Regions from separate parts of the Homo sapiens genome. Here region 1 is linked to region 2. The links are chromatin loops, found by intact Hi-C in ENCODE. Cell type or tissue: ascending aorta. All regions are shown on one strand. Each heading gives the region's core, and the rest is flanking DNA. Links, peaks and the distances in the headings are about the cores only.

The links. Hi-C counts contacts between places; a loop is a spot of excess contacts. Peaks named below come from ENCODE experiments on the same cell type or tissue, not always from the same donor. Only the 100,000 strongest peaks of a DNase experiment are listed, where the experiment ranks them.
Region 1: a loop joins it to region 2, with 5 times the contacts of the local background. A loop is called at or near these places in 9 of 110 quality-filtered maps.

Annotation. Positions count from the first base shown.
Region 1 is chr16:24,695,459-24,707,508 of GRCh38, forward strand. It overlaps a transcript of TNRC6A not described here. Among named protein-coding and RNA genes, the nearest start is that of TNRC6A, 28 kb to the right of the region's middle. In ascending aorta, for the core only: a CTCF peak has its summit at 5,802; DNase peaks (open chromatin) are centred at 5,713 and 6,149; H3K27ac peaks cover 6,562 bases.
Region 2 is chr16:24,640,428-24,652,477 of GRCh38, forward strand. It overlaps a transcript of TNRC6A not described here. Among named protein-coding and RNA genes, the nearest start is that of LINC01567, 25 kb to the right of the region's middle. In ascending aorta, for the core only: no CTCF peak of the experiment used is centred there; a DNase peak (open chromatin) is centred at 5,964; H3K27ac peaks cover 314 bases.

The DNA of each region.
Region 1 (12,050 bases), core at 1,884-9,883, 55 kb after region 2:
GCGCAATCTTGGCTCACTGCAACCTCCGCCTCCTGGGTTCAAGTGATTCTCCTGCCTCAGCATCCTCAGTAGCTGGGATTACAGGCGCGCACCACCACGCCCGGCTAATTTTTGTGTTTTTAGTAGAGACGGGGTTTCGCCATTTTGATCAGGCTGGTCTCGAACTCCTGACCTCGTGATCTGCCTGCCTCGGCCTCCCAAAGTGCTGGGATTACAGGCGTGAGCCACCCCGCCTGGCCTTCCAAAAGTTTTTACAGCTGTGGCCGTGTTTGTGGACATTCAGCATGGAAAAGCAAGTCTGTTTCACGGGTGTTTCAAGCAAAACACGGGATTGAGTCTTTTCAGCCCTGGTGGTTAATTTGGCCACGTCACCGTCACCATCCCTGAACCAATCACTGGTTGCCTAGGGAGAAGGAGTGCACTGATTGGCTCAACCTCAGTTCTAGACTCAACCCCCTTGAGCTTGGAATTAATGGGATTCCCACCAGCATTTGGCTGAGATTCTGTCCCTCAAGATAGGATTACGATGTTATTGACTCAAGAAGGGAACAGCTAATGGTGGAGAGGAAAAAACTCCACTGCGCTTTTTATGTGGTTGAAAGTATGAGGGCCGAGAGCGGTGGCTCGCCCCTGTAATCCCAGCACTTTGGGAGGCCGAGGCGGGTGGATCACGAGGTCAGGAGATCAAGACCATCCTGGCTAACACGGTGAAACCCCGTCTCTACTAAAACTACAAAAAATTAGCTGGGCGTGGTGGCGGGCGCCTGTAGTCCCAGCTACTCGGGAGGCTGAGGCAGGAGAATGGCATGGACCCAGGAGGCGGAGCTTGCAGTGAGCCCAGATCGCGCCACTGCACTCCAGCCTGAGCGACAGAGTCAGACTCCATCTCAAAAAAAAAAAAAAAAAAAAGAAAGTATGAGAACTCCCTGGAAAGAATTCATGCTAAAGGTGCTTGTTCAGCTCAAATACAATGGATCAGAAATGAGGGGTGGCCAGGCAAAGCAGCTTACGCCTGTAATCCTAGTACACTGGGAGGCTAAGGTGGGAGGATTGCTTAAGGCCAGGAGTTTGAGACCAGACTGGGCAAAATAGTGAGACTCTGTGTCTACAAAAATTTTAAAAATTAGCCACGCGTGGTGGCTCGCCTGTGGTTCCAGCTACTCAGAAGGCTGAGGTGGGAGGATTGCTTGAGACTAGGAGGTCAAGGCTGCAGTGAGCTACGATTGCACCACTGCAGTACAGCCTGGGCAACAGAGCGAGACCCTGTCTCAAAAAAAAAAAAAAAAAGAAAGGAAAGGAAAGGAAGGGAAGGGAAAGGGGAGGGGGAGGGAGGGAGGGAGGAAGGAAGGAAAGAAGGGCTTTCATATTAGAAGGGCACACTCAGAACTAGCTCTTCCCTTTAGCCATTCCCCTTCTTTTTGCCTTGGTCATGGATGTGATGACCGGAGCTGAAGCAGTCATTTTGTGGCCAAGAATATCACAGAGACACGAGAACTGATAGCATTAAAATGCTTACACCAGCTAGATAGGAAAGATGAGTTCTGTTGTTCCGCAGCACTAGTTAGTGAGTGACTATGGTTCACCGTAGCTTATTGCATATTTTCAGAAAGCTAGGAGGATTTTGAATGTTCACAACACTGAGGCCTGAAAGTTTGAGGTGATGAATATGCTAATTACGCTAATTTGATCATTGCACATTGTATACACATATTGAAATATCACTGTCTTCTATAAATATGTACAATTATTACATGTCAACTAAAAATAAAAGGAAAAACTGCTGAAGCAATGACAGAAACTACCTACGTCTGGGTATCTTTTGATATCTTTCTGTCTAATCCTCTTCTGAATCGTTGTGTCTCTTGTGTCTCTCTTCACTTCAGTACAAAGACTGGTGAGAAAAACAAATTTTTACTGTTTAGGTATTTGTTAAGTACAAATGTGGGCCAGGCACAGTGGCTCACACCTGTAATCCCAGCACTTTGGGAGGTCAAGGTGGGCAGACCATTTGAGGCCAGGAGTTCGAGACCAGCCTGGCCAACATGGTGAAACTCTGTCTCTACTAAAAATACAAAACTTTGCTAGGCATGGTGGCACGCACCTGTAGTCCCAGCTACTTAGGAAGCTGAGGTGGAATGATCACTTGAGCCCAGGAGGTGAAGTTTGCAGTGAGCCAAGATTGCACCACTGTACTCCAGCCTGGGCAACAGAGGGAGACCCTGTCTCAAAAACAAGTAAAAATATGGTCCGTAAACCTTCAACATCAGCATTACCTGGGAGCTTATTAGAAATGCAGACTGGGGCCGGGCATGGTGGCTCACGCCTGTAATCCCAGCACTTTGGGAGGCCAAGGCGGGTGGATCACAAGGTCAAGAGATCGAGACCATCCTGACCAACATGGTGAAACCCTGTCTCTATTAAAAATACAAAAATTAGCTGCATGTGGTGGCAGGCACCTGTAATCCCAGCTATCGGAAGACTGAAGCAGGAGAATCACTTGAACCTGGGAGGCAGAGATTGCACCACTGCACTCCAGCCTGGTGACACAGTGAGGCTCTGTCTCAAAAAAAAAAAAAAAAAAAATGCAGGCCAGGCACTGTAGCTCATGCCTATAATCCCAGCACTTTGAGGGGCCGAGGCAGGAGGACCGCTTGAGCCCAGAAGTTTGAGACCAGCCTGGGCAACATAGCGAGACCCCGACTCTACAAAAAAAATTAAAAAGAAAACAAAAAATGCAGAATCTCAGGCCTGCCCCAGATTCCAAATCAGAATCTACAGGGTCCTCAATGGATTCACAAGCACATTCATGTGGAAGAAGCGGTGGTTTGGGTATTATAAGAGTGTGGTTGAATGCAATCCAAGCAATATACATAGGCTGCCTGAACCCCCCAAGATTGGATTAAATGCCATTTGAGGCACCAGCAGTAGTGGGAAATGATCATAGGCAGTTGGAGTGAGAGACAAGGAACACGGCACAGTAGCCAGGAAGACCGGTGTGTGGTGCGCTTGGAGATATATTAAACACCCGTACATTCTTTACTGTGTTCCAGGGACCATTACAAGCACTGTGCAAATATTAGCATGTTTAGTCTCCTTGGCAGAGTTAGGAATCATTTCACAAGTGCATAAACTGAGGCATGGATAGAGTAAGTCACAGAGCTGGTAAATGCCAGAGCCAAGATGGAAACCCACTCGATTTATTTCCAGAGCCTGTGCTCCCTTCCTTGAGGTTTCCCTAGGGTCTTTGGGGAGGTTTTTTTTGTTTGTTTTTTTGGCAGAGTCTTGCTCTGTCGCCAGGCTGGAGTGCAGTGGCATGATCTCAGCTCACTGCAACCTCTGCCTCCTGGGTTCAAGCGATTCTCCTGCCTCAGCCTCCCAAGTAGCTGGGATTATGGGCATGTGCCATCACACCTGGCTACTTTTGTATTTTTAGTAGAGACGGGGTTTCACTATGTTGGCCAGGCTGGTCTCGAACTCCCAACCTCAGAGATCTGCCCACCTTGGCCTCCTAAAGTGCTGGGATTACAGGGGTGTGCCAACACTCCTGGCCCTTTGGGGAGAATTTTAAGGGAGCTGAAGAACCTACAGAGCGGGTATTGAATGGATAAGTGTTTCATGTTTCTGTTTTTTACCCACCTAGTCAGTGTGATTTGGGAAGCATGGGTTAAACATTGATTATCTCATTTAATCTTCAAAACTTCATTCCATCAAATCATATCTGTTGAGCACCAGTGTGTATGTGCCATGAACTGGGGATACACTGATGAACTAAGTCCTATTCGTGCCTCCACAGACTTAGTGAGGAGAGAGACAGGCAAAGAATTCTCACATGGTGTGAAAGTGGGCAGCACTACAGAGCACAGAAGAGAGACAATCAACCCAGGAGGACTTCCAGGAGGAAGAAAAGAGCCAGATGAGACCAAAAGGATGACTAGGAGATATTCAGGCAAAGCTGGGTTGAGTAAAATGTGCTCTTAGACCAGGCACGATGTCTCACACCTGTAATGCCAGCAGTTTGAGAGGCCAAGGCGGGAGAATTGCTTGAGGCCAGGAGTGCCAGACAAGCCTGGGCAACATAGCAAGATCCCATTTCTACAAAAAATTTTTAAAATGAGCTGGGCATGGTGGCGTGCACCTGTCATCTCAGATACTTGGGAGGCTGAGGTGGGAGAATCGCCTAAGGTTAGGATTCCAAGGCTGCAGTGAGCTATGATTGCGCCACTGCACTCCGGCCCAGGCAACAGAATGGAACCCTGTCTCTACCAAAAAAAAAAAAAAAAGCTTCTGAGAAAATAACAAATACAAAAGCCCAGAGATGGACAAGAGAGCACTGAGCTGAAGGGCCACAGATACCATTTCTTTAACAGTCAACCCTGAGGACTTGAGGGGTAAGAATTATTAATTTCCATTTTACAGATATGGACACCGAAGTTCTAAGAAGCTCAGCAATGTGCCAAGTGCTAGTGTTACACAGGAAATAAGTAGCAGAGACAGGCTTTAAATCTAGCTCTGATGCCAAAGGCTATGTTCCTTCCACCATGCTTGATTCTGCCCCTTCCAGAATCAGGGACCCTTTAGGTTCTGGGTGCCCAAAGTTTTTGACCCACAGTAACTCTAGTATCTGGTAATAGCTGGGATCAAAAGGTGCCCCAGAGGCTGGTCAAGGTGGCTCACACCTGTAATTTTAGCACTTTGGGAAACTGAGACGGGAGGATCACTCAAAGGCCAGGAGGAGTTCAAGACCAGCCTGGGCAACATAGTGAGACCCTGTGTCTGAATTTTTCTTTTTTTTTTTGAGACAGAGTCTCACTCTGTTGCCCAGGCTGGAGTGCAGTGGTGCGATCTTGGCTCACTGCAATCTCTGCTTCCCAAGTTTAAGCAATTCTCCTGCCTCAGCTTCCCAAGTAGCTGGGACTACAGACGCATGCCACCATGCCCGGCTAATTTTTGTATTTTTAGTAGAGACAGGTTTCACCATGTTGGCCAGGCTGGTCTTACGAACTCCTAACCTCAGATGAGCCTCCCCCCTTGACCTCTCAAAGTTTTGGGATTATAGGCATGAGCCACCGTGCCCAGCCTATGTCTGAATATTAAATAAATAAGTAAGTGGTGCTCCAGGGGGTTCCCTCACACTCTTCTCTTTCTCTTGCTGCACCCCTGAACCCTAATGACCTATGGATCTTCGTGGTAGAGGTGCCATATTGGCTGTGCTCAGTAACTAGGCTCAAAGTGCTGACCGCTGTGCCTGTCTGGCTGTCTTAGCCAGTGAGATGCTGTCCTTAGGCAATAGCCTACCTATATGTTTCAGCCGATCCCTGACCCCACACCTCTAGACATTCTCCACTAGCCAGCATGTTGAACATCTTTTCTCTTGCTTCTTTATAGCAAACCACTTGTTCCCTGCCACCCCATGTTCCGCCATGGCTACCACGTGGGCTGACGCCTTCACAGACATGTTTCTCTCGCTCTTTGGAATTGTCTGTCACTGACCCAATGCAATAAGGCTGCCCAATGTGCTCTGGTCATCCCAGGCTGAATTAATCAAAGTATAAGGCCCAGAACCAGGGAGGTGGACTTGGGTCAGCCCTAGCCCGGGAAGAACATTCAGTTCTGGGAGGAAGGGTGCCAAAAGGCAGTTAAGTTCAGAGGCAATTATCCAGAGAGCACGAGGCTCAAAGCCAAAATGTATGAGTAACATTGAAAGAATTGAGGTTGTGTGGACTGAAGCAGAGATGACTCAGGCGGAGACTATTCCCAAATGAGGCTGCAGGGGACTGCAGGGGGAGCTTCAGGAGCTGGGGCTCACTGCCACTAAGAATTCACTCCTCTGCTGGCATCTGGCTCTTCAATGCTCCCAAGCCTCTCTGAGTCTGAGTTCCCTCTCCCACCCACCTTACTAACTTTTTTTTCTTTTTTTTTTTTTTTGAGACGGAGTCTCGCTCTGTCGCCCAGGCTGGAGTGCAATGGCCATGATCTCAGCTCACTGCAACCTCCATCTTCTGGGTTCAAGCAATTCTCCTGCCTCAGCCTCCCGAGTAGCTGGGACTACAGGCGCATGCCACCATGCCTGGCTAATTTTTGTATTTTTAATAGAGATGGGGTTTCACCATGTTGGTCAGGCTAGTCTGAACTCCTGACCTCAGGCGATCTGCCCGTCTCAGCCTCCCAAAGTGCTCGGATTACAGGCGTGAGCCACAGTGCCCAGCCACTTACTAACTTGTCTAACCTCCTGGCTTCCGAAACCCATGGCCCTGCTATCCCTTCTGTCATTTTCACAAATGATTCTGCCTCTTTCCTCAGGAAATTGAGGCCAATAAGAAAAACATTCTCTGCACCATCAACTAATTGGTATCTGAACCCATCCTTTCCTCCTTCCTTCTGGTCTTATGGAAGAGAGACTGGACTCCTTCCAAGGTTAATTCTTCCACATGGACTTTGGAGTCCATCCATCAACTTTGTTCCTATTTCTTCCACATCTCACACTCCTATAAAGAAGCCTAAGTCTTTCCTGTACTGAAAAAAAACAAAAACAAAAAAAACACGCCTCTCAATAACCCCACTGATTGCCTCCTCTTCTATATGCAGGGACCATGTGTCTTCTCTTTCACATTTCACATGTAAACTCTATTTTCTTTTCTTTTCTTTTTTCTTTTTTTTTTTTTTTTTTGAGGCAGTGTCCACATTTCGCGTGTAAACTCTTTTTTCTTTTCTTTTTTCTTTTTTCTTTTTTTTTTTTTGAGGCAGGGTTTCGCTCTGTCACCCAGGCTGGAGTGCAATGGCACAATCTTTCCTCACTGCAGCCTCTGCCTCTGGAGCTCAAGTGATCTTCCCAGCTCAGCCTCCCGAGTAGCTGGGACTTCAGGCACATGCCACCATGCCCAGCTAATTTTTGTATTTTTTGTAGAGATGAGATCTTGCCATGTTGCCTAAGCTTGTCTTGAACTCCTGGGCTAAAACAAGCCACCCACCTCAGCCTCCCAAAGTGCTAGGATTATAGGCATGAGCCACCATGCCTGGCTCTATCAAATCTTCAAACCTTATCATAGTATACCACTGCTATTTAAGCTATTGCAGATTAGATTGGACCATATGAAATTGTCATTTTTTCAGTAACAGCTTTTTTGAGAAATAATTCACATACCCTACAATTCACACACTTAAAATATACAATTTGGCTGGGCACGGTGACACCTCTTGAAACCAGGGGTTCGAGGCTGCAGTGAGCTGTGATCATCCCACCGCACTTTAGCCCGGGTGACACAGTGAGATGCTAACTCTAAAAAAATAAAGCATACAGCCAGGCGCAGTGGCTCACGCCTGTAATCCCAGCACTTTGGGAGGCTGAGGCAGGCAGATCATGAGGTCAGGAGATCGAGACCATCCTGGTTAACATGGTGAAACACCGTCCCTACTAAAAATACAAAAAATTAGCTGAGCGTGGTGGCGGGCACCTGTAGTCCCAGCTACTCAGGAGGCTGAGGCAGGAGAATGATGTGAACCCAGGAGGCAGAGCTTGCAGTGAGCCGAGATCGCGCCACTGCACTCCAGCCTGGGTGACAGTGCGAGACTCTGTGTCAAAAATAAAATAAAATAAAATAAAATAAAATAAAATAAAATAAAGCATCCAATTCAATGGTGTTTAATACATTCACAGAGTTGTGCAACCATCACCACAATCAATTTTAGAATATTTTATTCACCACCTAAAAAACCCACATTCTTTAACTATCACCCCCATCTCCTGATCACTCACTCCCGGCCCCCAGCAACCACTAATCTACTTCCTCTCTCTATGGATTTACCTATTCGAGACATTTCATATAAATGGAATGACATTATATGTTGTTCTTTGTGTCTGGTTTATTTCACTTACCATAATGTTTTCAAGGGCCAACCATGCCATAGCATGTGTCAGTACTCAACTCCTTTTTATGCCAAATATTAGTCCATTGAATGGATGTGCTAAATTTTGTTAGCTAGATATGGTAGTGCACATCTGTAGTCTGTTACTCAGGAGGCCGAGGTAAGAGGATCACTTGAGCCCAGGAGATTGAGGCCAGCCTAGGCAACATAGTAAGATCCCATCTCAAAAAATAAATTAATATATAAAAACAAACATCATCTCTAGAGAGACAATTCCAGTGAAAAAATAAATTTTATTTATACCTTCATTCATTGATGGACATTTGAGTTACTTCTACTTTTTCCCTATTATGAATAAAACTGTTATAAACATTTATATGCAAGTTTTTGTGTGGATATATGCTTTCATTTCTCTTGAGTATACACCTAGAATTAGAGTTGGTGGGTAATATGGTAAACTCTATGTTTAGATTTTTTTTTGGCCGGGCGTGGTGGCTCACGCCTGTAATCCCAGCACTTTGGGAGGCCAAGGTGGACAGATCACCTGAGGTCAGGAGTTCAAGACCAGCCTGGGCAACATGGCGAAACCCCACCTCTACAAAAGATAGAAAGATCAACTGGGCGTGGTGATGCGTACTTGTAGTCCCAGCTACTTGGGAGGCTGAGGCAGGAGGATCACTTGAGCCCAGGAGGTCAAACCTGCAGTGAAATGTGTTCACACCACTGCACCCAGCCTGGGTGATGGAATGAGACCTTGTATCAAAAAAAAAAAAAAAAAAAATTTTTTTTTGGAGACAAAGTCTCCTTCTGTTGCTCAGGCTAGAGTGCAGTGGCACGATCTCAGCTCACTGCAAACTTCGCCTCCTAGGTTCAAGCAATTCTCCTGACTCAGTCTCCAAGTAGCTGGGGCTACAGGTGTGCACCACTGCACCTGGCTAATTTTTGTATTTGGTAGAGACTGGTGGGGGGCGGGAGGGCATTGCATGTGTGTATTCATATTTTTTAACATACATTGTGACATGATTCTGTGGAACAAATGCAGTGATATAAAATGCTTTTGAAAATTATAACATTAAGGCCAGGCATGGTGGCTCACGCCTGTAATCCAGCACTTTGGGAGGCCAAGGCGGGCAGATCACCTGATGTCAGCCTGGCCAACATGGTGAAACCCCATCTCTACTAAAAATACAAAAAGTAGCTGGGTGTGGTGGCACACACCTGTAATCCCAGCTACTCAGGAGGCTGAAGCAGGAGAATCACTTGAATCTGGGAGGTGGAGGTTACAGTGAGCCAACATCACACCACAGCACTCCAGCCTGGGTGACAGAACAAGACTCCGTCTCAAAAAAAAAAAAAAAAAAAAAAAAAAAAAAGAAAGAAAAAAATTATGACATTAAGTGAGTATAAGGGGGTATATTATTTACGTACTCACTTTTGTAGCAAATCCCCCAGCTGTGCACTTTTCTGGGTGCATGCAATACTTTCACAAGTAAATAAATATCTTTATTTAAAACAGTAATAACAGAAAATCTCAGCACACTAGGGCACGATGGTTCACACCTGTCCCAGCACTTTGGGAGGCTGAGGCAAGAGGATCACTTGAGGCCAGGAGTTTAAGACCAGCATGGGCAACATAACGAGACCCTGTCTCTACAAAAAAATTTAAAATGAACTTAAATTTTTTTTAATTTTTAAAAAGCTTAGCGCAAGTGGAGTCATTCTAGAAAGGTGATGCTAATGATTAGTACCTATATGGTATTTACTATGAACCAATCACTGTTCAAAACACCTTATTTATATTTATTCACTTAAATCCAGCAACAACCCTTTGAGCTAGATGCTATTATTAATTTTGTTTTACAGAGGCAGCAACCAAGGCACAGAGAGGCTAAGAAACTTGCCCAGATCACACAGTTAATGCATGGCACATCTAGAATTTCTAGAGTCTAGAACCAGCCAGGATGGCCTCTCAAACTCTATCTTATACAGACTATCTATTGATATTAGATGAATTTTTTTTTTTTTTTTGAGACAGAATCTCACTGTGTCACCCAGGCTGGAGTGCAGTGGCACGATCTCAGCTCACTGCAGCCTCCAACTCCCGGGTTCCAGTGATTCTCCTGCCTCAGCCTCCCAAGTAGCTGGGATTACAGGCACATGCCACCATGCCCAACTAATTTTTGTAATTTTAGTAGAGATGGCGTTTCGCCATGTTGGCCAGGCTGGTCTCGAACTCCTGACTTCTGGTGATCCGCCTGCCTTGGCCTCCTAAAGTGCTGGGATTACAGGCATGAGTCACCGCACCCAGCCTTAGGTGAATTCTTAATACTGGTTAAATGAGAATAACTACATGACCTTTCTTAGAGACTACAAGAATATTTAACAAAATTCAATATCCAGTATTGATATGATAAAAACATATTTAAGTTTAAAAATAGCATCTTGTTTAATGTTGCACACTAGAAGCATTTTCCATTAAAGTCAGGAACAGGGTAAGAGAAATAATATTTCCACTTATTTAATATTATTCTAGGTATATAAAGATAAAAAATACAAATTTTAAGAATTACAAAGTGGAGACAACATAATGACTATTTGCAGGTAATATGATTGCATATCTAGCCAATCCAAGAGTACTCCTGGAAAGTCTCTCATAAACAATGAGTTAAGTCAGTAATGTAGTTGGTTACACAATCAACAGCACTTCTATGTTTCAGGGAAAAAGCTAGGAAACAAAATGGAAGAAAACCTTGTACTTAAAATAGCACCAACGCTCACACTTACAACATCAGCAACAACAAAAATGTAGGAAAATGAAAGAAGAAATAAATGAAAATACACACTTTGTTCATCAATTAGAAGATTTCATGATGTAAAGATGCACATTCTCCCTAAATTAAACTTAACCTTTAATTTTATATCAATAAAAATACATTATGAGGTTTTTTTGGAAGTAGCCTCATTGAGTCTAAAGTTCAAATGGAAAAATAAACAAGTGAGGCTAGCCAGGAAAATTTTGAAAAAGGAAAGTAATAAAAAAGAATTAACCCTCCTAGGTATTGAAGCACATTATAAAGCTACATTTATATTTTTAAAAGTTTAGTACTTGGCCGGGCGCAGTGGCTCACGCCTATAATCCCAGCACTTTGGGAGGCCGAGGTGGGTGGATCACGAGGTCAGGAGATCGAGACTATCCTGTCTAACACGGTGAAACCCCATCTCCACTAAAAATACAAAAAATAAAATTAGCCGGGCGTAGTGGCGGGCGCCTGAAGCAGGAGAATGGCGTGAACCCAGGAGACGGAGCTTGCAGTGAGCCCAGATCGCGCTACTGCACTCCAGCCTGGGTGACAGAGCGAGACTCTGTCTCAAAAAAAAAAAAAAAAAAAAAGTTTCGTACTTGTGCATGAAAAGAAAAGCAGATTAATGAAGCAGATTAGAATCTAGAAATAGACCCAAATACATTTGAGAAGCTACTAAATGGTAAAACCATATTTGAAATCAGAGAGAAAAAAATAAAATTAGGCAGTGCAGTAATTGCTGTTAGAGTAATTGGCTAGCCATTTGAAAAACTTAAGTTAAAGCTGGATGCCTGTCTGATTCCTTACGCCAAATAAATTCCAGACAGATAAACGATGTATTTATTTATTTATCTATTTTTATTTATGTATTTATTTATTTATTTATTTATTTTGAGACAGGGTTACTCTGTCACCCAGGCTGGAGTGCAGTAGCACGATCTCAACTCATTGCGGTCTCTGTCTCCAGGGTGCAAGAGATCCTCCTTCCTCACCCTCCTGAGTAGCTAGGGCCACAGGTGCATGCCACCACACTTGGCTAATTTTTGTATTTTTAGTAGAGACAGGGTTTCAACATATTGGCCAGGCTGGTCTCAAACTCCTGACCTCAAGTGATCCACCTGCTTTGGCCTACCAAAGTGCTAGGATTACAGGCATGTGCCACCGCATCCAGCCAGATAAACAATTTAAATGTAAATAAATAAAACAGGATGAAAGGGGAACATGGGCGCACACACACACACACACACACACACACACATCTTAAATAAGAGAAAATCTTTCTAAGCCAGACACAAAACTCAGATGCTAAAAAGAAAAAATTAGCTACATAAAATTCAAAATAGCTGCACAGTATAAAAATACCATAGGCTAAATTAAAAGGTAGGT
Region 2 (12,050 bases), core at 1,927-9,926:
AGAAAAAGAAGGGCATGAGGCTGGTCACAGTGGCTCACACCTGTAATCCCAGCACTTTGGGAAGCTGAGGCGGGTGGATTGCTTGAGCTCAGGAGTTCGAGACCAGCCTGGGCAACATGGCAAAGCCCCATCTCTACCAAAAATACAAAAAATTATCTGGGCATGGTGGTGCACGCCTTTGGTCCCAGCTACTTGGGAGGCTGTGGCAGGAGGATCGCCTGAGCCCGGGAGGCGGAAGTTGCAGTGAACCAAGATCAAGCCACTGCACTCTGGCCTGGGCGACAAAAAAAAAAAAAAGAAAGAAAAAAAAGAAAGGGATGAAATTAAAGTTTGTGCCCAGGAGTTGCACATGGGTTTGTGTCTCATAGGCAAATAGGCATCACTGGTTGTGTCTGGGAGGGGAATGAAGTAAAAAGTGGAGAATCACTAATCTAATGCAACCTCTTCCTTTCTCAGGTGTGAAAACTGAGGCCCGGAGAGGTGATGTGATTTGCCTAAAGTCATGCAACTAGTGGCAGAGCCAGGCCTAGACGCCAGGTGTCCTGGCTCTCAAGACATTCCGCTGCCCGAGGAATGGAACAGGTAGTATCACTCACACTGGGGGCCATGGGTCAGTCCATTCAGCCCAGAGCTGCCTGAGGTTCCAACTAAGGAAACCAGAGGAAACATCCACTCAAAATTCTGACAAGTTGAACGGGGTTGAAATCAGAACTGGGCAAGAGAAAGGGGGCAAGGTTTGAAACTCAGACCTCACGATCCTGGGACAGAGGCCAATGTACCATCACCCCACGTCACCTTCTGAAGGTGGATTGAGCTCTGGCCCTATCATGTCCATCTCTAAACAGCTTGGTGGTGAGTCCTCTTCCAGCCATTCTGCGACCCATGCTCTTTCTGATATGATTCACAGTGTTAGGAAAATCAATGGCCACTTGCAGAGGATGTGTGGGAGGATGGAGAAGAAGGGACACGGGGAGACCAGTTAGGAGGCCTTTGGAGAGATCCAGGAGGAAAATGAAGAGGAAGAGCTGGTAGGAGGGGTCTGCTGGATCCGTATGGCATCACCTGGGTTAGTGGTTGGTAAAGTTGGTCAGCAGTGATGGTGGAAAAGCTAGAGTAGAAATGAAATCTGCATCAAAGTGGGAAGGAAAAGAGTTTCTGCTTTTATATATGTCTACTTGCTATTTCTACTGAAGGATGTTCTTAAGCCCAGTATTGATAAAACAAAATCTACCTTTGGTACTACAAGTAAGATATACCCTATGAATTATTTGTAAACATGAGTACTAGTCATTGGTAATGTGTATTAACCCCTCTGAATATTCTGGGTTATGGTTTCTTTTTCATTCATTCGATGATTTTTTATTGAGCATCTACCATGTACCATGCATTGGTCTGGGCATTTGGAATACATCAAGTGAATTAAACAAACAAATGCCATTGAACTCCTAAAACTCAATCAGTGGCAGGTGGCCAGAGAAGCTAGTCTTTGGGAAAAACAATGGGAGAAAAAGCTAAGGAGAAAATTCTCAATTGACACGGTATTAATCAAAGTAAAAGCTGGAAAGATGTATATTGATAGGTTGGGTTTGACTGGATCCCATGGGGAAGGATTTTTCCAGGCAGGGAGAGCTGAGATAGCAGACTGATCATTTCAGAGGATCTACCTGAATCAGTGGCTATGATCGTGTGTCTCCTGACAGGACCAGATTCCTGGGGGTAAACGGCAACAAAAGAGGCTCCATAGGGAGGGGCTCTCAGCAAAGGCGGTGTGAGGAGGCTCAGATCTGGAACAGTTAAGCAGGTCATCAGACTCCAAGAAACTGAGCAATGTTGTCCGAAGGTTATCCAAAGTGGTGGTGTGGGGAGAAAGCCATGGAAAATCTGAGAGCATCTGACGCCTGTCGAGTTGTCAGGCAGGGATTGAGTAGTGGTCAGTGGGCGGAAAGCAGGGCTGTGGTCACTAAGCTGAGGTTCAAGGGACATTTCCAGCCTCTGGGAGGAGTAGGTTATATCCCATGCAAGGCATCAAATAGGGACAAAGGCACAGGAGGGGAAAAGGAAAATGACCTCAGAAGTAGAGGATAAGGAATAGCTTAAGAACAGAATCAGGCCGAGCGCAGTGGCTCACACCTGTAATCCCAGCACTTTGGGAGGCCGAGGTGGGAGGATCACTTGAGCCCAGGAGTTCCAGACCAGCCTCGCCAACATGGCGAAACCCAGTCTCTACTAAAAATACAAAAAAATTAGCCAGGCATGGTGGCACGTGCCTGTAATTCCAGCTACCTGGGAGGCTGAGGCAGGAGAATCTCTTGAACCCGGAAGGTGGAGGTTGCGGTGAGCTGAGATAGTGCCACTGCACTACAGCCGGGCGACACAGTGAGACTCCATCTCACTGGCTTGAGGCCAGGTGTTCAAGACCAGCCTAGGCAATGTAGTGAGACCCTGTCTCTACAAAAAATTTTTAAACTTAGCTGGGCATGGTTGTGTGTGTCTGTAATCCCAGCTACTTGGGAGATTGAGGTGGAAGGATGGCTGGAGCCCAGGAGTTCAAGGCTGCAATGAGCTATGATTGCTCCACTGCACTCCAGCCTAGGCAACAGAGTGAGACCCTGTATCTTTAATATATATATAACATATATATTATATATATATTATATATATATATTTTATATATATATATAAAATATATATATATAAAATATATATATATAAAAAATCCATCCCATTCATGGGAACCCCATGGCCTGGGCTATAGAGGAAGTAGGATGCTGAGACAGGAAACAGGCAGGGCCCATCATTCCTGCCCCATGCAGAAGGAAGGAAGGAAGAAATCATGCCTATTGCTTCTTTCCTTTTGTCATCAGGAATCCCCAGGAGTGCCGTGACACTGAGGTTTCCAGAGGGTGCTTTTTCTTTAATTAACCCAGGTATTCATTCCAAAACTCAGAGAATGGTTTTCTTAGGGCGGCGGATTAGGGCAGGCATAGGGTCCTAACCTATGTCTTAATCTTTTGCTTTATGTGGTTTCTTTCAGCTGTGACCACCCCGATCCACCATTCATTCTTAATCCAGACACCTCTTTGTACAGCTCACTCTCCACTGCACGCTCTATTTTCTTCCATCTTCCTGGCTTCCAGCCGTACTGCTTATTCTTCTGTTCGGAGGCTAACCTAACCCATCAGACTTGAGGCTTGGCCCCGTCTTCCCTTGAGTCAACATCTTCCTCTAATAATACTTCTGTAGTGGACATTCTATCTGATTCTGTACTGTCCCTTCCACCACCCCTCCCCGCCGCCCCATTAGTAGCAACAATACAGTGGGGAAGAATTTACAAGTCTAGGCCACACACGGACACTGATCCTATGCCGAATTTGACTTCCAAATAATGTTTCTGTCTCTGCACCACTTACTCCAGAATCTAAGTCCTGGGAGGAAGGATCTAATTGCTCAGCTTCACAGCTAACTTCTTGAACTTGGCTCCTTCAGCTTCCATAGTGGATGATGAGATGAGAGGGGCGACAAGTGACTTAGACAGCCCTCTTGTCAGACCTAATCACAGTACATAATTCTCCCAGCAGGAACACTGGTGCAAATAAGAGGGCAGGCAATTCTAGATCATCGCTGGGTTTTGTTTGTTTTGTTTCTTATCTTTAATTTTTTTTTTTTTTTTTTTTTTTGAGACAGAGTCTCGCTCTGTCGCCCAGGCTGGAGTGCAGTGGCGCGATCTTGGCTCACTGCAAGCTCTGCCTTCCGGATTCACGCCATTCTCCTCCCTCAACCTCCCCAGTAGCTGGGACTACAGGCGCCCGCCACCACGCCCAGCTAATTTTTTTTTGTATTTTTAGTAGAGACAGGGTTTCACCGTGTTAGCTTGTTTTGTTTTTTGAGACAGGGTCTCACTCTGTCCACCAGGCTGGAGTGCAGTGGTGCAATCACAGCTCACTGCATCCTTAACCTCCTGGGCTCAAGTAATCCTCCCGCCCCGGCCAAGAAGAAGCTGGGACTACAGGTGCATACTGCCACACCCAGCTAATTTTTAAATATTTTGTAGAGATAGGGTTTCACTACGTTGCCCAGGCTGGTCTTAAACTCCTAGGCTCAAGCGATCCTCCCGCATCAGCCTCCAAAGTAGCTAGGACTACAGGTTCATGACACTACACCAGGCTAATTTGGTTTTTTTTTGTGGGTTTTTTTTGTTTGTTTTTTGTAGAGTCAAGGTCTCACTATGCTGCCCAGGCTGGTCTCAAACTCCTAGTCTCAAGCAATCTGCCTGCCTTGGCCTCCCAAACTGCTGGGATTACAGGCATGAGCCACCACACCCAGCCCATCACTATTGAATAGAATAATAACACAAACCACACACGTAATTGTAAATATTCTAGTTGCCACACTTTTAAAAGGTAAAAAGAAACAGATGAAATTAATTTTAACATTACAATTTATTGAACCTAACATTTCTAAAATATCTTCATGTCAACCTGAAATCAATATAAAAATTTGTAATGAGATATATTCCTTACTTCCTGTTGTTATTCTAAATCTTTGACATCCAGGGTGTATTTTACACTTACAGTACAGCTGTCATTGAAAACATTTGATCTGTATTTATAGTTACAGTTGAAAAAGTAGAACAGCATATGCAGGTTGTTCCAAAGATACTTAAATATTTTCCAAGTATCAAAAAATCACTTTCCTGTATTATTCACTTCCACATTGGTGAAGCTAGTTCATCTTTATTGGAATAGTGGTTTGACTTTGAAGCAAAAGCATATCAGTTTTAAAACTACTTCTGTCCAGGCTGGGCACAGTGGCTCATGCCTATAATCCCAGCACTTTAGGAGGCTGAGGCGGATGGATCATTTGAGGTCAGGAGTTCAAGACCAGCCTGGCCAACATGGTGAAACCCCATCTCTATTAAAAATACAAAAATTAGTCCGGTGGTAGTGGTGCATGCCTGTAATCCCAGCTACTCAGGAAGCTTGAGCCTGGGAGGCAGAGGTTGCAGTGAGCCAAGATCACGCCACTGCACTCCAGCCTGGGCAACAGAGTGAGACCCTGTCTCAAAAAAAAAACAAAAAACAAAAAACAAAAACCTACTTCTGTCCGAGTTATAGCAATTCACCAATCCTCATGTCAACTCAGTATTAACATGGAATGTAAAAGGATGCTGTATAAATTGAAAAGTAACTCTAAAGTTTGTCAATATCAACAATATTCTTCAAATTTTTCTTGTAAGTTTTGCAGATAATTTACATAATACTGGTGATTACCATTAAAAATATTTTGCAGCCAGGCGCGGTGGCTCATGCCTGTAATCCCAGCACTTTGGGAGGCCGAGGTGGGGAAGATCACTTGAGCTCAGGAGTTCGAGACCAACCTGGGAAACATGACAAGACCCTGTATCTACAAAAAAAAAAAAAAAAAAAAAAAAAAAAAAAAATTAGCAGGCCATGATGGTGCGTGCATCTGTAGTCCCAGCTACTTGAGGGGCTGAGGTGGGAGGATCACTTGAGTCTGGGAGGCAGAGGTTGCCGTGAGCCAAGATAATGCCACTGCACTTCAGCCTGGGCAACAGAGCAAAACCCTGTCTTAAAAAATATATATTTTGCATATTGATTCATGTTAAAAATATGCAGAATCATTACTATTGATTTGTATTATGAAATGTTTTCATTTCAATGTAAATTCTTATACTTTTCCAGCTAGGTCACAGGTTTTTCTTTCTTTAGAGCTTGGAATTTATCTCATTTCATATACACTATGATATTGCTGAGAAAACTTAAGTCACACTGCCATGTTTATCTTTGATTATTAAATATTTGGCAAGCATTCCCTTTGTTTCAAGAAAATCTTGAATTGGAATTGACAGTACAGTAAATCTTTGTAAAACTCTTCCATGACTCAACCAATGAACATTGGCGAAGACCCAAGATCACCCCATTCATTGCCTTCTATTTCTTTCAAAAATCCCATGCACTGGTGGTGATTCACAGCATTTGTATGTATACACTGAACAGTTTTAACAACTGTACCCATGACACTTTCCATGGAGCCTGCTTCCAAAAGCAGCACAAATATTTTCAGTATTTATCATACAGTGGGATGAAGCAATAAGGGAAACATCAGTCTCTTGTTTTGAAACTCCAATAAAACCAGATTTTTGACCAAACATAGCTGGAGGACCATCTGGCATGATAGAAACTAATTTTTTCATATCTAAGTGAAATTTTTTTGGTCAGATGTAAAAGATGTTTTTAAAATCTATGCTACACTTTGGTAAGCCATGAATTGACAAGGTTTTTTCATAAATTTGGAAGACCTTTTTGAATAAATATACCCAGGCTATTAGTTGGGTGGTATCTCATGGCATGACTCAGCTAAATTGTGCAATTTTCCAAAATTTGAATCCATTTAGCTTTAATACGTTCTTTCATTCTATGGGCAATTGTTTGGTGGCTTAATTGCAGATTATTCACTTTCTGTAAAATCTTTATTTTTATTTATTTATTCATTTATTTTGAGACAGAGTTTCCCTCTATTTCCCAGGCTGGAGTGTGGTGGTGCGGATTGACCCCACTCCAGTTTTGACCTCCTGGGCTCAGTGATCCTCCCACCTCAGCCTCCTCCCCAGTAGCTGGGACTACAGGGGTGCACCACCACACTCAGCCATTTTTTTCTATTTTTCGTAGAGACAGGGGTTCACCATGTTGCCCAGGATGATCTCACACTCCGGTGCTCAAGCAATCTGCCCACCTTGGCCTCCCAAAGTGCTGGGATTACAGGTGTGAGCCACCACGCCAGCCTAAAATATCTTTTTAGTCTTTTCCTCATAATTTTCTAACAAAATTTTTACAACTTAAATAATTTTTTTACCATCTTTCCATTAAAAATTGTGTACATGTGTATACGCGCATGCATGCAAGAATCCTAGTCATTTTTATAGCTGGCCAAAGTTATAATCTCTAATCCTGATAAAATAAAATCTATTTAAAAGGTTTTTGCTCAACATTTTATTCTGATTTCAACTAACTAATTTCATTGGGTTTTCTCATTGTGGTAAAATATACACAACATAAAATTTACTATTTTAATCATCTGTAGGTATACATCTCCATGGCATTAAGTACATTCACACTGCTGTGAACCATCACCACCGTCCATCTCTACAACTTTATCTTCCCACACTGAAATTCTGACCCCATTAAACACTAACTCCCCCTTTCGCCCAGGCTGGAGTGCAGTGGTGTGATCTTGGCTCACTGCAACCTCTGCCTCCTGGGTTCAAGGGATTCTTCTGCCTCAGCCTCCTGAGTAGCTGAGATTACAGGCACGCGCCACCATGCCTGGCTAATTTTTGTATTTTTAGTAGAGATGTGTTTTCACCATGTTGGCCAGGCTGGTCTCGAACTCCTGACCTCAAATGATCAGCTGTCTCAGCCTCCCAAAGTGCTGGGATTGCAGGCGTGAGCCACTGCACCCAGCCTATTTTCTATATCTATGAGTTTGACTACTCTAGGAAATTCATATGTGTAGAACCATACAGTATTTATCCTCTTTTGTTGGGCTTATTTCACTTAGCATAATGTCTTCACGGTTCATCCATATTGTAACAAGTGTCAGAATTTCCTTCTTTCTTAAGACCATATACTATCCATTCATCTGTTGATGACCATTGGGGTAATTTTCACCTTTTGGCTATTGGGAATAATGCTGCCATGAACTTGAGTGTACAAGCATCTATTTGAGTTCCTGCTTTCAGTTCTTCTTGATATATACTAAGAAGTGAAATTGCTGGATCCATGGTATTTCTTTAATTTTTGAGCAATTGTACCACTTTCCACAGCAACTTTTTTTTTTTTTTTGAGATGGAGTCTCGCTCTGTCGCCCAGGCTGGAGTGCAGTGGCACAATCTTGGCTCACTGCAACCTCCAACCCCCAGTTCAAGCGATTCTCCTGCCTCAGCCTCCCAAGTAGCTAGGACTACAGGTGCCCACCACCACGCCTGGCTAATTTTTTGTATTTTTAGTAGAGACGGGGTTTCACCGTGTTAGCCAGGATGGTCTCGATCTCCTGACCTCATGATTCACCCGCCTTGGCCTCCCAAAGTGCTGGGATTACAGGCGTGAGCCACCGCGCCCGGCCCACAGCAACCATTTTACAGTCCCACCAGCAAGGCACAAGGGTGGAAGTTTTCTAGTTTGTCTGCATCTTCACCAACACTTGTTTCCTGTGCCGTTTTGTTTTGTTGGTAATCGCCATCCTAATGGGTATGAAGTGGTATTCTGAGGTTTGGATTTGCAGTCTCCTAGTGTCAAGGGATGTTGAGCATCTTTTCATGTGCTTCGTTAGTTCTTTCTTGAATGTGGAGAAAAACTTATCAAACTCACTATGTATTTGCTGAAAATGTCTCAATAGTTTCCACCTTATTCTCATAAAATTTTTTTTCACAACCAACATGCAGCTTTTTTGTTTCACTCTACCACAGCAAGTTGCAACTGTCATCCATCATGAAATCGGTGGCACATCTTCCTACAGTTTCTTAAGCGTTTCCCTTTTTAAAATTGACAAGCAGGCCGGGTGCGGTGGCTCACGGCTGTAATCTCAACACTTTGGGGGACTGAGGCGGGAGGATCGCTTGAGCCCAGGAGTTTGAAATCAGCCTGGGCAACATAGTGAGACCCTGTCTCTACTGAAAAAAAAAATTAGCCTACTCTGCCTCAAAATAAATAAATAATTGACAAGTAAAAATTGTATATATTTATGATGCACAATTGGTGTTTTTATATATGTATAAATTGTGGAATGGCTAAATCAAACTATTTAACATATGCATGTTACCTCACATACTTCTTTTTGTTTTCTTTGTTTTTTGTTTTGTTTTGTTTTGTTTTGTTTTTTTGAGACAGGGTCTCACTCTGTGGCCCAGGCTGGAGTGCAGTGGCACAATCATAGCTCACTGAAACCTCGAACTCCTGGGCTCAAGCCATCTTCCCACCCCAGCCTTCTGAGTATCTGGGACCACAGATGTGCACCACCACACCCAGCTAATTTTTTTATTTTTTGTAGAGACAGGATCTCCCTATGTTGCCCAGGTTGGTTTCAAACTCCTGGGCTCAAGAAATCCTCCCACCTCTGCCTCTCAAAGTGCTGGGATTACAGGCATGAGCCACTTCATCCAGCCCTCACATACTTCTTTGTGTGTGTGTGGTAAGAACACTTAATATCTACTCTCTTAGCAATTTTCAAATATACAATATGTTATTAACCATACTCACCATGTTGTACAATACATCTCTTGAACTTATTCCTCCAGTCTAACTGAATTTTTGTATCCTTTCACCAACATCTCCCCAATTTCCCCATCCCCCAGCTTCCAGTCTCTCTCTCTCTTTTTTTTTTTTTTTTTTTTTTTTTTTGGAGATGGAACCTAGCTCTGTCACCCAGGCATGACAGTGGCACAATTTTGGTTCACTGCAAACTTCACCTCCTGGGTTCAAGTGATTCTCCCACCTCAGTCTCCTGAGTAGCTGGTATTACAGGCATGCGCAACCAAGCCCAGCTAATTTTTGTATTTTTAGTAGAGATGGAGTTTCACCATGTTGGCCAGGCTGGTCTCGAACTCCTGACCTCAAATGATCTGCCTGCCTTGGCCTTCCAAAGTGCTGGGATTACAGGTGTGAGCCACCACACCCAGCCTCCAGTCTCTTAATTTACTATTCTTGTCATAGCACTAACATTTGCATCTCCATTTAATTCTACATCAGTTGCCTGCCTTTATTTTAAATTGGAAATTTTGTTCATGTATAGAAAAATAATTGAATTATAATTAAAATATTATGTATTTTTCTTTAGTGAACAATGTGATGCAAAGGTAACATGCAATTCATACTGTCTGGATAAAACATTCAGGTAAACACATTACAATGTTGTATCAATGCACAGAAAAAAAGGGTTTGGCCAGGTGCAGTGGCTCACGCCTGTAATCCCAGCACTTTGGGAGGCGGAGGCGGGTGGATCACTTGAGGACAGGAGTTTGAGACCAGCCTGGCCAACATGGCAAAACCTTGTCTCTACTAAAAATACAAACATTAGCCTGGCACGGTGGCAGGTGCCTGTAAGCCTAGCTACTTGGGTGGCTGAGGCAGGAGAATCGCTTGAACCTGGGAGGCAGAGGTTGCAGTGAGCCAAGATTATGCCACTATACTTGAGCCTGGGCGATAGAGTGAGACTCTGACTCAAAAAAAAAAAAAGAAAGAAAGAAAAAAAGGATTCAAACCAAACGAATTGACACCTGTTAGATGAGTGATAGGTTCACATGTGATCTGAGAAAACACGCACACGCCTGCCATGTGCACTGGCAATATAAGAATATTTTATGTGATGCACTTAGGAGAGAGAAATATAATCCTACCAAAGCAAAATTAAACTTAATAGAAAAATATTTTATACTGGTTCAGTTTTAAAATTTTAAAAATTAAGGAAACCTAAAAAGTTGGGCTCCCCATTCACATTAGCTACATTGCTAGTGCTCATTTGCCACACGTGGCCAGTGGCCAGTGGCTACTGGATTGAACAGTGTAGCTCCGTGTAGATCTATCAAACAACGATAAATTGTCTACGCAATTCCACTGCTCAGTATCTTCTCTAAAGAAACTCTGTCCAGGTGCACAGAAGGTATGTAGGAAGATGTTTCCCGCAACATTGTTTATAACAGTCACTAAGGAGAACAACCCACATATCCACCAACTGGGTATGGCAAAAAAAAAAAAAAAAAATTGTGGTGTATCTATTCTAAGGAATCGTATGCCACAATTTAAAATAGACACATTCGCCAGGCGCCGTGCCTCACGCCTGTAATCCCAGCACTTTGGGAGGCTGAGTCAGGCAGATCACCTGAGGTTGGGAGTTCGAGACCAGCCTGACCAACATGGAGAAACCCTGTCTCTACTAAAAATACAAAATCAGCCACACATGGTGGCCTGTGCCTGTAATCCCAGCTACTCAGGAGGCTGAGGCAGGAGAATCGCCTGAACCTGGGAGGCGGAGGTTGCGGTGAGCTGAGATCGTGCCATTTCACTCCAACCTGGGCAACAAGAGGAAAACTCCATCTCAAAAAAAAAAAAAAAAAAAAAAAAAACATAAAATAGACACATTGGCACGGTGACTCACCCCTGTAATCCCAGCACTTTGGGAGGCCATAGTGGGAAGATCACTTGAGCCCAGGAGTTTGAGACCAGCCTGGGCAACATAGTGAGACACCCCCTCCCCCCGCCATCTTAACAAAAGAAAAAGAAATTTAAAAATAAAAAATAAAATAAAATAAAAATAGGCACATGGTTAGATTGCTAAGACATATTACTAGGTGGGGAGGAAAAAAGAAAGTTGTACAATGTGATGTCATTTTAAAAATTGATGATAGATGCCAGGTCTGATGGCTCCCAAGGGAGGATCGCTTGAGGTCAGGAGTTTGAGACCAGTCTGGGCAACATAGCAAGACCCCCTCTCTAAAAAAAAAAAAAAATTAATTAAAAAAACTTTTTGATGATGGATAGATAGAGACACAGAAAGATACCAGAGAATGGTTCTCTCTGTGCCTCTATGAAAGGAGAGAGGGAACTTAGATGAACTTGGATTTAATAAGAAGAATGCATGTATGTATTACTCATATAATTAAAATTAATTTAGAATAAAAGAACTTGGAGAGAGGAAACTTAGATGAACTTGGATTTAATAAGAAGAACGCATGTATGTATTACTCATATAATTAAAATTAATTTAGAATAAAAGAACTTAAGAAAGGAAACTCTTGATCAAAATGAAAAGATGAACAAAAAACCAATTAAGTAGAATTCACTGCAATCCCGATTATATGGTGGCTAGATAAGTGTTATCCCATGGCGTAATATTTAATGCAAATGTCAAAAGTAATTCTCCAAAAAGAAGATACAGAAATTATATGGTGGCCTTTCTGTAAACTGAAACTGGGAAATGCTAGTAATCAAAACTAATTTATGAGGCTTTTCTCCACCAGTGTTTTGGCTAATATCCAG